Linked DNA regions of Homo sapiens: region 1 is linked to region 2. A link is a loop called in an ENCODE intact Hi-C map of the cell type or tissue named here. Cell type or tissue: mammary epithelial cell. All regions are shown on one strand.

Evidence for each region. Hi-C counts contacts between places; a loop is a spot of excess contacts. Peaks named below come from ENCODE experiments on the same cell type or tissue, not always from the same donor. Only the 100,000 strongest peaks of a DNase experiment are listed, where the experiment ranks them.
Region 1: a loop joins it to region 2, with 5 times the contacts of the local background. A loop is called at or near these places in 2 of 110 quality-filtered maps.

Annotation. Positions count from the first base shown.
Region 1 is chr3:69,436,570-69,444,569 of GRCh38, forward strand. It overlaps a transcript of FRMD4B not described here. Among named protein-coding and RNA genes, the nearest start is that of FRMD4B, 54 kb to the left of the region's middle. In mammary epithelial cell, a CTCF peak has its summit at 3,317 (motif pointing left); no DNase peak of the experiment used is centred here.
Region 2 is chr3:69,788,532-69,796,531 of GRCh38, forward strand. The region is part of intron 1 of MITF (melanocyte inducing transcription factor); the gene reads left to right. Among named protein-coding and RNA genes, the nearest start is that of MITF, 53 kb to the left of the region's middle. In mammary epithelial cell, a CTCF peak has its summit at 3,795; a DNase peak (open chromatin) is centred at 2,750.

The DNA of each region.
Region 1 (8,000 bases), 350 kb before region 2:
ATCCAGCAATTCCATCTCTGGGCAGATACCCAAAAGAATTGAAAGGAGGGCCTTGAACAGATATTTGTACACCAGTGTTCATAGAAACATTATCCACAATTACCAAAGGTGGAAACAATCCAAATGTCCATCAGCAGATTAATGGATAAACAAAATATGGCATATACATAACATGGATTATAATTCTTTTCACCTTAAAATGGAACGAGATTCTGATATATGTTACAACATAAATGAGTCCTGAAAACATTATACTAAATGAAATAGGCCAGACATGAAAGGACAAATATTGTATGATTCCACTTACATGGAGTGATTAGTATCTAGAATAGTTGAATAGTAATTATTATCTAGAACAGTTGAATACACAGAGACAGAAAGTAGAGCAGAGTTTACAAGAGGCTGGGGGTACTGGGGAATGGGAAGTTATTGTTTAATGGGCATAGAGTTTCAGTTCAGGATGATGAAAAATGTTCTGGAGATGAATCGTGGTAGTGGTTGTTCAACATTGTGAATGCACTTAGACAGAGTCTTACTCTGTCGCCCAGGCTGGAGTGCAGTGGCACAATCATGGCTCACTGCAGTCTCAAACCCCCAGGCTCAAGCGACCCACCCACCTCAGCCTCCTGAGTAGCTGGGACCACAGGCACGCGCCACCATGCCCAGCTTTTTAAAAAAAATTTATAGAGATGAGGTCTCACTATGTTGCTCAGGCTGGTCTGGAACTCCTAGGCTCAAGCAATCCTCCTGCATCTGCCTTCCAAAGTGCTGGGTTCACAGGCATGAGCCACTGTGCCTGGCCAATTGTAATTTTTAAATTGATAAAATGGTAACTCTTATGTTATGTATGTGTGTATATATACATATATATAATATAAAATATATACACTAGTGTATATACTAGTATACTATTCATAGTATTATACATAACATACACTGTTATATGTAGTATGTATTATATAATATAATAAATATTAATTAAAATATATAATATGTACTATTATATATCAGTATATTATTTACAATATTTAATAGTATATTATATATACTATATAAATATATATACTATATATATACAGAGAAAGTTTGTATACATACTATATATACTATAGTATATATGTAGTATATATACTATATAAATATAATATATATAAATACATATTATATACAATACTATATAAAGTATGTATAAATACTATATATACTATATATACTATATTTATATATATTTATATTTTTATATATACTATATATATTTATATTCATATATAGTATATATACTATAGTATATATGTAGTATATATGTAGTATATATACTATATAATATATACTATTATTGTATAATATATATTATATATTATATATACTATATAACATATACTAATATAATACTACATAAATATATACTATTATTGTAAATAAAAGTATATATAATACTGTTATATATACTACTATATTATATGTAACTATATATACTACTATATGATATATAATTACATAATATATTATTATCTATTATATATAATATAATAGTATATACATATATACTGTCAAGATAGGGTCTCGCCCTGTCACCCAGGCTGGAGTGTAGTGGTGCGATTGTGGCTCACTGCAGCCTCGAACCTCTTGGCTCATGTGATCCTCCCACCTCAGCCTCCTGAGCAGCTGGGACTACACAGGCGGCATTACCACACCTGGGTAACTTTTAATTTTTTTTGTAGAGACAGGTTCTCGCTTTGTTGCTCAGGTTGTTCCTGAACTCTCGGTTTCAAATGATCCTTGGGCCTTGGCATCCTAAAGTGCTGGGATTACAGGCATGAGCCACTGCGTCCAGCCTTGTTATGAATATTTTACCACAATAAAAATATGTTCAAGACAAAAAAGGATATAGAAGCAAAATTGTAGGAATGGGGATGGGGCAGACTTAAATTATTTAGACATCACTTGAATGTGTCATTCTGCTAAAAATCTAGCTGTTGACAAATTCCTGGCTTGCTTAGGTGACAATTTCAATACTTGGAAGGCAGAGGATGCTACAAGGGGAAGTGTTCATCCAGGAAAACCTTTTGGGCAATAGATAAATGAAGCAAAAAAGTGGTCACACACTCTTGGAGTTCAAAGCAGTTGAGGGAGGGATGCTGGGGTCCTTGCCTGGCTCCTCTCTGGTTCCAGTACTGCCTCCCACCACCCAATCTCCATCCTCACCCTTCCACTCATCCCCATTCACTGTATATTCAGCAGCCAAAGTGGGGGTAAAATATGGAAATATACAGAAGAAAATGCAACAAACTCCTATCCATGCGCCCATCAGTCAAAACTAACAAACGTTGTTTTTCATATTTTTTCACATCCTGTCTTTACTCTTTTAAGTGATAGAACCACACAGAATTTATCTTCTATGTTAATTTCTCCAGTCCAATTCTTTCTTCATCTTCAGAAGCAACCATTATTCTGAATTTGGTAGATATTTAGTTCGTGTGCGTGTGTGTGTATGTGTGTGTGTGTGTGTGTGCATGTGTCCAAACATATTCTATGATTTTGTAATTTTAAAACTTTTTATAAAGAGTATTATGCTGCCTATTATATTTTGCTCAACATGGTTTTTTGCGATCTAGATTATTAACTGTTGCATAGTGCTCTGTCGTATGACTGAATTACAGTTTAATTCTCCATTTGTGGACTGATGGCTATTTGGGTAGTGTCCGATTTTTGTTATAACAAAGGATGCGACAGCACACATCCTCATGATTCTCCTTCTGTACAGAGGCCTCCCTGTTTAGTTGTGAGAGGTGTTTGGGGCACAACCTACATGAGAGTACATGGCAGTACTGTGTGGGTATATGCAGGAATTTCTCCTGGTAAATCTCACCTGGGGTGGTCCAATCCTCCAAGGTATTATTTGGAAATGTGGGAGAATCTTTCGTGAGATGGGGATGGAATGGGGCAGGGGATGCTAAATTTTGTACAGTGCATGAGAGTCCTAAATATTTTGTCCCCCACAAAATACCAAGAGTCCCTCCTTTGAGAAATGCTGCTGATTTCTGTCCCGAAGTAGAATCTTTGTGTGGTAGAATCTGTGTGTTTAGAAGTCTAACTAGGGAATGACAACTTGCTCTCCAAAGTGCCACCTGCCACAGCTCAGAGTGCCTGTTTACCTCAATTCTTTGCCAAGTCTCATTGTCAGCCTTTTGAATTTCTGCTATTGTGACGGGCATAAAATGCAGTTTCATTATGATTTTTAAACTTGCATTTCCTGCTTTTATTAGCACTGTGGAAAACCTTTTCAATTTTTACTGCTCATTCATGTCTCCCCCTTGTGGAAGTGCCTGTTAATAAGCTGTCTATTTTTCTATTGGGTAGTTTAAATTTCCCTTTTTGATTTGTAGGAGTTCATTAGAGATTCTGGAAACTTGCTTTTGGTAGTTATTTGGGGTTGCAAATGCCTTCTACCAGTTTGTTGTTTGTCTTTTTATTTTATGGTGCCATGTTATGCAGAAGTTATACATTTTGATATAGTGAAATTCATCCAAACTTGAGTGTGACTTTTGAGACTCTAGTTTATAAAATCTACTTTATTCTAAGATTCCTTTCTCCCCATCTAAAGGTTTTACATTTTTATTTCTTATATTTAAGTTTTTAATCCATCTCACAATTTATTCTTGTACAAACTGTTATGTAAGAATCTGATTTTTTCTTCTTACAGGCTATCAGTTGTAACAATACCATTTACTTTTGATACTGTGTTTTCCTCTGTAACTTCTAAAGCATCCTATATCATATAGAAAGAACCATATTTGTTTAGTTCATCATTGGGCTCTCTTTTCTGTCCTATTGATCTATTTTTCAATTACCCTTCACCAGTAATACTGTCTATGGCTTTATAATAAATTTTGATAGAGGAACTCCTAATCTTTTATTCTTTCACAAAACTCCCTTATTAAATTCTTGAATGTGGCTGGGCATGGTGGCTCATGCCTGTAATCCCAGCACTTTGGGAAGCCAAGGCAGGTGGATCACTTGAGGCCAGGAGCTTGAGATCAGCCTGGCCAACGTGGGGAAAACCCATCTCTACTAAAAAAAATACAAAAATTAGCCAGGTGTGGTGATGCACCCCTGTAATCCCAGCTACTTGAGGGGCTAAGGCACAAGAATCGCTTGAACCTGGGAGGCAGAGGTTGCACTGAGGCAAGATCATGCCATTGCACTCCAGCCTTGGCAACAGAGCAAGAGACTCTGTCAAAAAAAAAAATTCTTGAATACTTACATTTGCATTCATATTTCAGAATGCTGGGGATTTTGCTTAGAACTACAATGAATTTGTAAATACTCAACATTTCATGATATTGATCTTCCTTTCCACGTATATGGTATATCTTGTCATTTCTTTAGCTCTTTTAAAAATAATTTACAATAACCTTTTTTTCCTGAAGCAGATGTATATTTTCTTAAAACGTACTCTGAGTTTCTGAGTGGTTTTGAGCTCTGGAGTGATTTTTTTGAAACCCAAATCTGAAGATAGCAAATCATCCCTCCCTGAATGTAGCTCCCCTGAGGCTTTCTGTTACACTAAGAATGAAATTTGAACTCCATACTGGAGCATGATTATAGGACATGGTTTCCTATCTTCCTCCTGGACTTTTATTGTATGTTCTGTTAGTCATTAAGCTTTAGCCACAGTGGTTTTCTTTACTTTTTTTTCTAAGGTTAGTCAAGTGAGGCAGTGAGAGTGGAGTGGTTTTCTTTATGTACTCAAACATACCAAGCTAATTTTATTTTGGGACCCTTGTCCTTGAGGCTGTGTTTTTTCTGGAATCTTGTTCCCCAGATATGCATATGGCTAGTTTCTTCCTGCTGTTTGGGCCTCGGTTCAGATGTCTTCTCTCAGAGAAACTATCCCTGCCCACCAGAGAGTAGCCCTCCAACCATCCGTAATGACATAGCTTCTTTATTTCTTCACAGCACTTGCCACAATTTGAATTTATCTTCTTTGAACTCTTTATTGGTGTATTATTCCCCACGATATACTATAAGCTCCACATGATTGAGGACCTTGCTGCCTTGTTCTTTTCTGTGTCCCCAGAACCTACAGCAATTCCTGGCACATGGCAGCTGTTCAGTGAATATGAGCTGAATGGATAACTGAGTGGAAAAATGAACTCACGTGGATCTCCCCTAATGCCCCTGGTTGCTCCTCCTGTGTCCTCTTATATCAACAAAGGGGTATTTCCTTTCTCCCATATATTAGCAGTAAATAATGATGTAAGACATTTCTAGTCTCTTGAACAAATAGTTTAACTGCAGAAATACTTACAAAACGGATTCCAAACACATTTATGTTCTGCATTCCAGGTTTCCAAGTGGCTTAGAACAGTGAAAGTGCCACTGTCTATTCGGCCCATTTCTACTCCTAAGAGATAGCTATTAAGTTTATTTGCATAAATCCAGAAACCATTTATCCATTTACAAATCTCCAGCTATCTAATCTATCTCAGATTACACAATCTGAATGATTCACCAAAGAAGTTTCTTTTTTTTTTTTTTGAGATGGGGTCTCACTCTGTCACTCAGGCTGTGATGCAATCATAGCTTGCAGCCTTGAACTCCTGTACTCAAGCAGTCCTCCTAACTCAGCCCCCTGAGTAGCTGGAATTACAAGTGCACACCATCATGCTCAGTTAATTTTTAAATTTTTTTTAGAGATGGGATCTCACTATATTGTCCAGGCTGGTCTCAAACTCCTGGCCTCAAGTGAACCTCCTGCTTCAGCCTCCCAAAGTGCTGGGATTACAGGCATGAGCCACTATGCCCTGCCAATAAGTTTTATTCTATTGAAAAATTGTTATTTTTAAGTGAATCTGAGTTTGTTAAGAAGGCAGATTGTCAATCCCACTTCTAGAGGTTCTGATTCCACAAACCAGGGGTGGGGCCTTCATTTTCAACAAGCACTCTAGATCATTCTAACATAGGTAGTCCAAAAACCACTTATGAGAAATACTCATAAGTGAGTATTTATGAGTATTAAATACTAGGTTAAGGCAATTTAATGCCATCCTTATTTAAGATGATGCAGCCTCCCAAATACTAGGGGGCAGATGGAGCCATACGTGCACCCACTGACGTCCTATGTCATGTCCTCTTTGCCCAAGAAGAGGGCATTGCGGATCCATGTGCCTCCACTGAAGCCCTGACAACCAGACCTGCTTATGAAGCCACATAAACATTATCAGGGCAACAGCTCAAACAGGCAGTGAGGAAATGGGTTCTAGACTCTGAGTGGCTTTGGGCCAGTTTCTTCATATGCACAATGAGAAGGTGGGCCAGTGTGATGTTATGATAGAATAAGAAATCTGTTTGTTCTTCCCCAGTTCCTGGCAAAGAGCTTCTGAAATTCTTGTAACTTCGGAGTGATTGGGGTGAGAGAAGCATCTTTTGTTACTCATAATAAGCCCCTTTCAACCACATCTGAGTTTATGTTAATGAGATGGCTGGGGGATTCCAGCCCCACACAGCTTCAGGGTGGGGGCTGGTTGCCAGAGGAACCAACCATGTGATTACAGGGTTGGAAATTTCAGTCCCACCCCCTGACCCCCAGGGAGGGGAGAGGGGCTGGAGGTTGAGTTCAGTCACCAGTGGCCACAATTTACTCAATCATGCCTAACTAATGGAACCTCCATAAAAACCCTGAACAATGGGGTTTGGAGAGCCTCCTGGTGAATGCATTCACTTTTTGGGAGAGCGGCACATCCCAAACTCCACTGGCACAGAAACTCCTGCTTTTTGGACCCCTCTGGACTTTATATATACATCTCCATCTGGCTGTTTGTCTGTATCCTTTATAATATCTTTTCTAATGAACTGGTAAGTGAAGTGTTTCTCTGAGTTCTATGAGCTATTATAGCTAATTGTCAAACCTGAGCAGGAGGTCATAGGAACCCCTAATTTGTAGTTAAGTTGGTCAAAAGTGCAGAGGGCCCAGGACTTGCAATTGGCATCTGAAATGGGGTAGTCTTATGGGACTGAGCCCTTAACCTGTGAGGCCAAAACCACCTTTGCAAAATTATGACAGTAAGAGAAATCTGACACAGCCAACTCCATCTTGCTTCCAGCAACACACACTTGCTGTCCTCACTCATTCCTGGGTGTAGGCCAAGCTAACTTTCAAAGGAATTTGGTTTATAGTTTAAGCTTAAAGCAAGAATGATAATAGCCCTTCTGCAAACTAAACTGCCTTTGTAAAACTAATGAAAAGCCACAAGGTTAGGATTACAAGAGGGCCTGAATTCTGCTAAGATGTAGGCACAGTTAAAACAATAACCAGCCATTGTTCTGGAGCTCACAAGATCTGTAACTTCCCCAATTACTCCTGTAGATACATCACTATTGTAGAACCCAAGATTGGTCTTTTGAGATGTTTTTCAGACTTTTGCATTTTGATGACTAACTTCACCCATACCAGGGACTCAGCTGGACCTGTGGCCCCCACCCAGAGGCTGACAGCACACGAGGACCATTTTCCACACCCCTCTGATTTCATCTCCCATCCAATCAGCATTCCCCATTCCCTAGCCCCCTGCCCACCAAACTATCCTTGAAAAACCCTAGCGTCTTTGGGGAGACTGATTTGAGTAACAGCCCCAATCCTTCTGCTTGGCCAGCCTTGCATTAATTAAACTCTTTGTTTACTGCAATAATGCTGTCTCAGTGAATTGGGTTTATCTGTGCAGCGGGCAAGAAGAACACATTTGGGTGATTACAGTATCTGATGCTAATTTCAGGTAGATTTTGTGAAATCAAAATTGAACTGAATTGAATTGAGGACATCCAGTTGGTGTATGAGGAGTTGGAGAACTGACTGCTTAGTGTGGAAAATCCACACATTTGGTATCAGAAGTGTTGTGATTATTGACATAAAGTTGTTTTTTTCTTTCAACCACATAGTTATAAAAGTGCATTCCAGCTCTATCATTTTATGAGACTTCAACATCTCATGGATTTCTGTG
Region 2 (8,000 bases):
ATACTACTAGTGGTAGAAGATTGAAAGAGAACCCTTAACATCTTGGACCTTGGAAAAACTTGACCCAGAAGTCTTTCACCAAAAATTTGCATTTACCTGAAGAGCCAAAGCAATTTTGAGAAAGAAGAACAAATTTGAAGGACTCACACTTTCTGGTTTCAAAACACATTACAAAACTACAATAATCACAACAGTGTGGTATTGACATAAAGACACACAAATAGACCAATGTAATAGAATAGAGAGCTCAGAAGTGAACCCTTGCATATACGGTCAAATGATCTTTGACAAGGGTGCCAAGATGATTCAATGAAGTAAGGACAGTCTCTTCATCAAATGGGGTTGGGAAAACTAGATAGATGCAATGGAATGAAGTTGGACCCTTATCTTACACAAAGTACAAATATTAACTCAAGATGGATTCAAGACCTAAATGTAAGACCCAAAACTATAAAACTCCTAGAAGAAGATGTATGGAAAAAACATAGTGATATTGAACTTAGCAATGATTTATTGTATGTAACACCAAAAGCACAGGCAACAAAATAAAAAATTGACATAGGACAGTCTTCTAGGTGCTAGAAAAAAAAAGAAAACAGATGAATGCTACTCCATTAAACTTAAAATCTTTTGTGCATCAAATGACACAATCATCAGACTGCAGAGACAAACTGCAGAATGGTAAAAAGTATTTGCAAATCATATATCTAATAATTGGTTAATATCCAGAATGCATAAAGAACTCCCACAACTCAATCACAAAAAATAAAATAACCTGATTAAATAATTGGCAAAGGACTTTAAGAGACATTTCTCCAGAAGTGGTATACAGATGACCAACAAGCACGTGAAAAAGTGCTCAATGTCACTCATCATCTAAGAAATGCAAATCGGAACCACAGAGAAGTATCACCTCATACTCATTAGGATGGCTACTATTAAAGAAAAATAATGACTCTTGTTGAGAATGTAAAGAAAGTGGAACTCTTGTGCACTGTTGGTGGGATTGTAAAATGATACAGCTGCTACGGAAAGGAGCATAGAGGTTCATAAAAAATTAAAAATAGTAATCCCAGCACTTTGGGAGGCCAACTCAGGTGGATCACTTGAGGCCAGGAGTTCGAGACAACCCTGGGCAGCATGGCAAAACCCTATCTCTACTAAAAATAAAAAATTTAGCTGGGCGTGGTGGCACACACCTGTAGTCCCACATACTTGGGAGGCTGAGGCGTGCGAATTGCTTGAACCCAGGAGGCAGAGGCTGCAATGAATGGAGATCGCACCACTGCACTGCAGCCTGGGCAACAGAGTGAGACTGTGTCTCAGAAAAACAAACAAACAAACCTCTCATGTGATCCAGTAATCCCAGTTTTGTGTGCATGTATATATATATATATATCCAAAAGAATTGAAAGCAGGGTCCTATAGATAATTGCACATCCATGTTCATAGCAGTGCTAGTCACAATAGCCAAGAGTGGAAGCAACCCAAATGTCCATCAGCAGGTGAATGGATAAACAGAATGTGCTGCATACATACAATGGAGTATTATTCAGCCTTAAAAAGGGAGGAAATCCTGTCATATGCCATGCTACAACATAGATGAATCTTTAGGACATTATAGTAAGTTAAGTAAGCCAGTGACAAGAAGGTAAATACTGTATGAATCCACTTATAGTAAGTTAAGTAAGCCAGTGACAAGAAGGTAAATACTGTATGAATCCACTTACATGAGGTATGTAGAGGAGTCAAACTCATAGAGACAGAAAGTACAATGGTGGTTGCTAGGGGGAGGGGGTAGTGGGAAAAGGGGAGTTGGTATTTAATGGGTATAGAGCTTCAGTTTTGCGAGATGAAAAAGTTCTGGAGATCTCTTGCACAACAATGTGAATGTAATTAACATCAATGAACTGTATATTTAGAAATGGTTAAAATGGTAAATTTTATGTAACATGTTTGTTTATTTGTTTTTTACCACAATTTTAAAAATTTCACATTTATCACCTGGCACTAATTTTACTACTTCATTGAGTATTTCAACATCTTACTTGAAGTTGCAAACCCCAAGGCCACAGGCTGAATGTGGCCCATGGACAATCAGTTTTTGACAAATGTGAAATAGTGGTCAATATTTTTTAAAAATTAGGAACTTTCACATCAAAACCCCTATATCTCGCTTCTCTTGGAAAACTGGAGAATCTGGAAATTCCAAGTCCCTAGTCTGTCCAATCAACAAATGGCTGTAGCTGAGGAGCAGCACCCCACTTTCAGTCCTAGGCATGAAATTCAGATTCATTTCTCTCACTCTCGAATTTCTTATACAAGACCCAAGTCCTCGTGCAGATATACTAACTTCCTGGCCACAGTATTTGTAGGTTTAAGATATTAAACTTCTTAATTCCAAATGCATCCAATAATAATAGACCGTAGATGGTGGATGCTCTGCGAGCTCCCACACTAACTTCTTTTTAGAGACACTAATTTCTAGGTTTCTGCTTCTGTTTGAGGTCCTAGAGTTATCATCTCTGTATTTCTATATGAACAAATATAGTCCCAATGCCCTTTTTTCTTTTGCCATTTTGCGTACAGCAAATGTCCTGCAAGTCATGTTCTAAATATAGATGTGTTAAATTTCAAATGTGAAAGTTTTTGAAGGGTCTAAAGCCAGTTTGCTAATCAGGGAAATGCTGTGATTGGCGCCAGCACTTGCAGTCCCTGAGGGGGATTGTGAAATCCGGCCTCCGCAACTGTGATTCAAGTCTGGGATGAAAGAAAACTCCATGATCGCTGAAGAGCTCTCCAAGTTGTTTTCTTCTTAACAGCGTGGTGGTGGTGGTGGTGGTTTGAGTGTCATAACAGAGAAAAGACAAATACATGTTCCTGAGTTCATTTTACTAGTACTGGATTAATAGTATGGTAACAAATCATTATTTTGCAAGCAAAAACAACCATGTTTTGCAATTCTTTATGTGCAAGTTGTAAGAAAATGCCTGTCAATAGAAAGGAATCTAGAGACCCAAGAGGCTCAAGACCTCTTCATGGCAAGTTAAGAAGAATGGCTACTTATGCAAAATATAAAAACCTTGGGTATTTGAAAGTTCAAACTGGCACAGTTTTTTCTCTTTTAAATCTTATTATTCTGTTGTTTTTCAAGATAGGGCTGGTGGCATCTAATGGCAAGTAGAGGCAAAATACTGGAATGCAGCAGTTGTGCGTTTTTCAAAGCTATGCACTGCATGACATCCCTGTGTGTGCATTTAAGTGTGTATGCAAGAGGCATTATTAGAACTGCCTATATGTTTCATGCTGGGTCTATTTCATTGGTGCAGTAGAACTTGGAAAATGCAGTTTCATGCTTTGAATAATAGTGAACAACAGTAGAGGAGGCCTTAGTTTCCAAGACTGGTGGAGCAGAGGTATTCGGGGAACTTTCTGGGAATGAGACTTGGATAATTAAGTTGCTGTGCCCTGAGAGTTGCTCCTTGAAGTAGAGACGGATGTGCTGAATCCTCATCTGTACTTGCCAGAAGTGAAGCTGTCATCTAGCACAGTTGCTGCCTCTGTTTTTGAAAAGAGATATGACTAGTTGATTCCATCACTATCTGATGCAGAATTTTCAAAGATGAGTAGTGGATCAGAGAAACGAAACAAAACAAAGCCAACTGAACTAAACTGTGTTGCTAGCTGAAAGGGTCTGATAGTGAGCAAAGGGCCAGATGTTTGGAGTTGCTTTCTTCAATTTTATTTCACTGCTTTTATCCATTAAATTGGTCAACAGCAGCACTCACTGGTAAAAATAGGAACAACAGATTCAAGTTTTCCTATGTGCTGTTACAGTGATGCCCTTTTTTTCTTTCCTCTCTCATCTCCTTGCTTTTTCCTTCCCTCCCTTCTTAAGCTCAAGCTTTCATTATATGATTTTTTTTTTAAATTCCAAAAGAATAACGATAGTGTATAGATAAAATGTGGTTAATTTCCCTACTCACCATCCCTAATCCTACTCTTCTAAAGAAATCAATATTAAGAGTTTGGTTTATATCAACAATCCTTCCCCAACCCATGCAAATAAGATATGTATCTAGAGAAATTTGTTTTTCTAATTTTTACAAAAGTGGACTCGTTCTGGGTACAGAATCTTGTAACTTGACTTCCCTGGCATTATTTTATTGGCATCTCTCCAAATCAGTACATTTAGCTCAAAATCGCTACTTTTAATGGCTAATTTTTTTAATAGTATAGTTTTATCACAATTTATTCATAAAATTCCTTATTGATTGATTCCTCTGCCCCACTAAAAATTTCCTCTCCTCCACTAAAAAGATAGCATTGCATATTTTAATTACACATACATATTTTTAAAGCTTTACCCTGTATAATATTTGAAGAGGAAAATTAAAGGGTTTCTAAATGTTTCATTTGCTTTATTACTTTAAATTTTTTCTTGTTTTATGGGCTAAAGTCTTTAGCTTTTTTTTTTTTTTTTTTTTTTTTTTTTTTTTTAAACAGGGTCTCCCTCTGCCACCCATGCTGAAGTACAGTGGTGCAATCACCGTTCCTGGGCAACCTCGATTTCCTGGGCCGAAGTGATCTTCCCACTTCAGCCTCCTGAGTAGCTGGAACTATAGGCGCTTGCCACCACACCTGGCTAATTTTTTTGTATTTTTTGTAGAGATGGGGTTTCGCCATGTTGCCCAGGCTGGTCTTGAACTACTAGGCTCAAGCAGTCTGCCTGCTTCGGCCTCCCAAAGTGTTGGGATTACAGGCGTAAGCCACTGCACCCAGCCAGATTTTCTAATTTGCTGATTTACCTCTTTGAATTTTTGCATTATAGCTATCTATGCTGTATAGTGAAGGATTTCTCAAGCTCGGCATTTTAGTCATTTTAGGTCATATAGCTCTTTGGTGTGAGTAGCTGTGCTGTGTGTTGTGGAACACGTAGCGTCCCTGGCTTCTACCCATTAGATGCTCATAGCATGCACCCTCTCCCAATGCTCATAGCATGCACCCTCTCCCAATGCTCAAGTTATGATGACCAAAAATGTCTCTAGTCACTGCCAGATGTTCCTTGGGTGGAAAAATTGCTCCTGTTGAGAACCACTCCTATAATGTATATAAGGTATATATTTAAAAACCCAGTTATGTGGAAGAACACTACTTTTCTTTATGTATTCACCAACACTTGGCAACATGAATGTAATGTCACATGCATTAGAAGTGAATCTCAGTATTGGGCCCCAGATAGTGAGCTTCACTTAGTTCCTGTGTACAAGCCAGCACTGGAATGATCTTCAGTTTATGCCATTTTGGTATCCATAATGGCACATAGACAACAGTGTCCTCATTTATAAGTTGTGCTATCTCAATCAGACAGTTTGAATATTTTCTGGCTGTGGTGGGGCAACACCTACTCAAATGAGGCAGGAATGCCATTTGCGTCTGACATCATTTTCTTCGACTGGGATTTGAGCAGTTCACGAGGCACCCATTGTCCCACCCATGTCACCCCAGCTATATGAAGTGTATAGGAGGCAGTGGCATCCAGGTAGCCAACGACCTCTTTCCTCTCCTAGTATCTTTTCTACAGAGTCTCCCCCAACTTCTGGCCTTGAGCAAAATAGCCCCATTGGGAAGATCACTGAGGGAAACTGCTGTTTCCACATATTCTATAATCTTTTTCTGTGAAAAGGTGAGCTATATATATAATTATTTAAGTTTCTTCACATTTGCAGGTGGCTATTGTGGTTGGTCTGCTTAACGAAATAGGGTGTGGTGTTATGTATGTGAACAAAGCTGGGCATCAGGCCCTTCATCAGAAATGTGACCCCTTATTAAAGCATTGTTTTTTGTTTTTACAGAAAGTCAGATGGCTTTGTGTTGTTTGACGTGGTTCCTTTTCCAAATAGATGACTGTAAAGATGACCTGATGATCCTATGGACTGGGCTATAAACTTTGTGCATCTCCCTTCTTGTGCCTTAATGGCAAGGTAAGATGCTGGAGAACCAATTCTCATGTCCTTGGTTGGCATTTTAATCGTGGTAGCTTGGTCATCAGGGTAATGGCAACACGTTAAAATTCACATGCATTAAAAAAATAGCAGTGTCATCCAGGCTGCTTTGCATTTGTTATTTGTTTATTTATTTATACATAGATACACATCCATGTAGCTACTGCCCAGGTCAAGAATTAGGACATTTCCAGCACAGTAGAAGATTCCCTTTTCCCCATCTTAGCCAGTAAGCACTTCCCGAAAGAATCCATTAGTCTGACCTCAATCACTCTGACTTAGTTTTGTCTATTCTTGAACTCCACGGAAATGGAATCAAATAGTATTTGTTCTTTGGTGACTAGCTTTTTTAGTCTAACAGTATAGCTGAAGTACATTCGTACTGGGACATGTAACAGTAGTTTGTACTTTTTGATGCTGTGTGAGTAGTAGGCTCTGTATGAATAATTTATTCAATCTTTCTACTCATTATGGTGGGCATTTGGGTTCTTTCCTAGGTGAGGATATGAGGAACAAAGCTGCCCTGAATATCCCTGTACATGTCTTCAGTGGATGATGTATTTTCTTTTGGGTAAATACCTGGGAGTGGAATGGTTAGCTCATCTTTTGATAGATTTATTCTTAGTTATTTAAATGTTTTGATGCTGTTGTAAATAGATTTTCTTTTAAAATCTTAATTTTCTCCCAAGCGATGTATTATGTTTTCATTTGCAAACTAGTATATTTTAATAGATGCCATGAAACATGCATTAAAATTAATATTTGCCTCTTTTTAAGAGAGCCTGATATACGACACTTCTAATTTTTAAAAAACATATAGAAAATTACGTGATAACTCTTGATATAAATATTGCATTTGGTTTTTAAAAAACAATGAACTGTCTTACATTATTTAAAAATAAATCTAGGCTGGGCATAGCGGCTTATTCCTATAATCTTAGCACTTTGGGAGGCCGAGGTGGGAGGATCTCCTGAGCCCAGGAGTTTGAGACCAGCCTGGACAACATGACAAGACCTCATCTCTACAAAAATTTTAAAAATTGGCTGAGCATGGTGGTGTGTACCTGTGGTCCCAGCTACTTGGGAGGCTGAGGTGGGAGGATTGCTTGAGCCTGGGAGGTTGAGGCTGCAGTGAGCCCTCTTTGCACCATTGCACTCCTGCCTGGGTGACAGAGTGAAACCGTGTTTCAGAAAATAAAAGGTAAAAAATAAATCTAATTACAACATGCAAATATTTTCAAAATATTTCTCATACAAAGCTAATATATTAAATCAATCTAATTTCAAAGGCACGTATTTAAAAAATATAAGTATATAATACACATTTTTAGATTATCTGTGATTTATTTTTGTTCATATGTATACCACAACATTTTATATAGGGGTCTTTTACATCATAAATCAAATCCACTGTTATGAAGCAAAATTTTAATCTTTTGTTGCTATTTTTGTTTTTGTTTTTTGAGACGGAGTTGCGCTCAGTCGCCCAGGCTGGAGAGCAGTGGCACAATCTTGACTCACTGCAGCCGCCGTCTCCTGGGTTCAAATGATTCTCCTGTCTCAGACTCCCGAGTAGTAGGGATTACAGGCATGTGCCACCACACCAGCTAATTTTTGTATTTTTAGTAAAGACAGGGTTTCTTCATGTTGGCCAGGCTGGTCTTGAATTCCTGACCTCAGGTGATCTGCCTGCCTCGGCCTCCTAAAGTGCTGGGATTACAGGCATGAGCCACTGCGCCTGGCCTCTGTTGCTATTTTTGAAGATTGTGTTTAGTTTGTATTCATTTTAGAAATATGGCAAAGCATTCTTTCTTATTTAGAAAAGGGAATCTAATCTGAAAGGATTTTTTTTTCTTTTAGTGCCTATGAGGAATTTCCTAAATACTTTTGCAGGTAGTAAAACATTTAAAGCTGCTTGAATGCACAGCAGTTTGTGAAGCTTACAAACACCGTCTTTCTTTTTTTTTTTTTTTTTTTTTTTGAGACGGAGTCTCG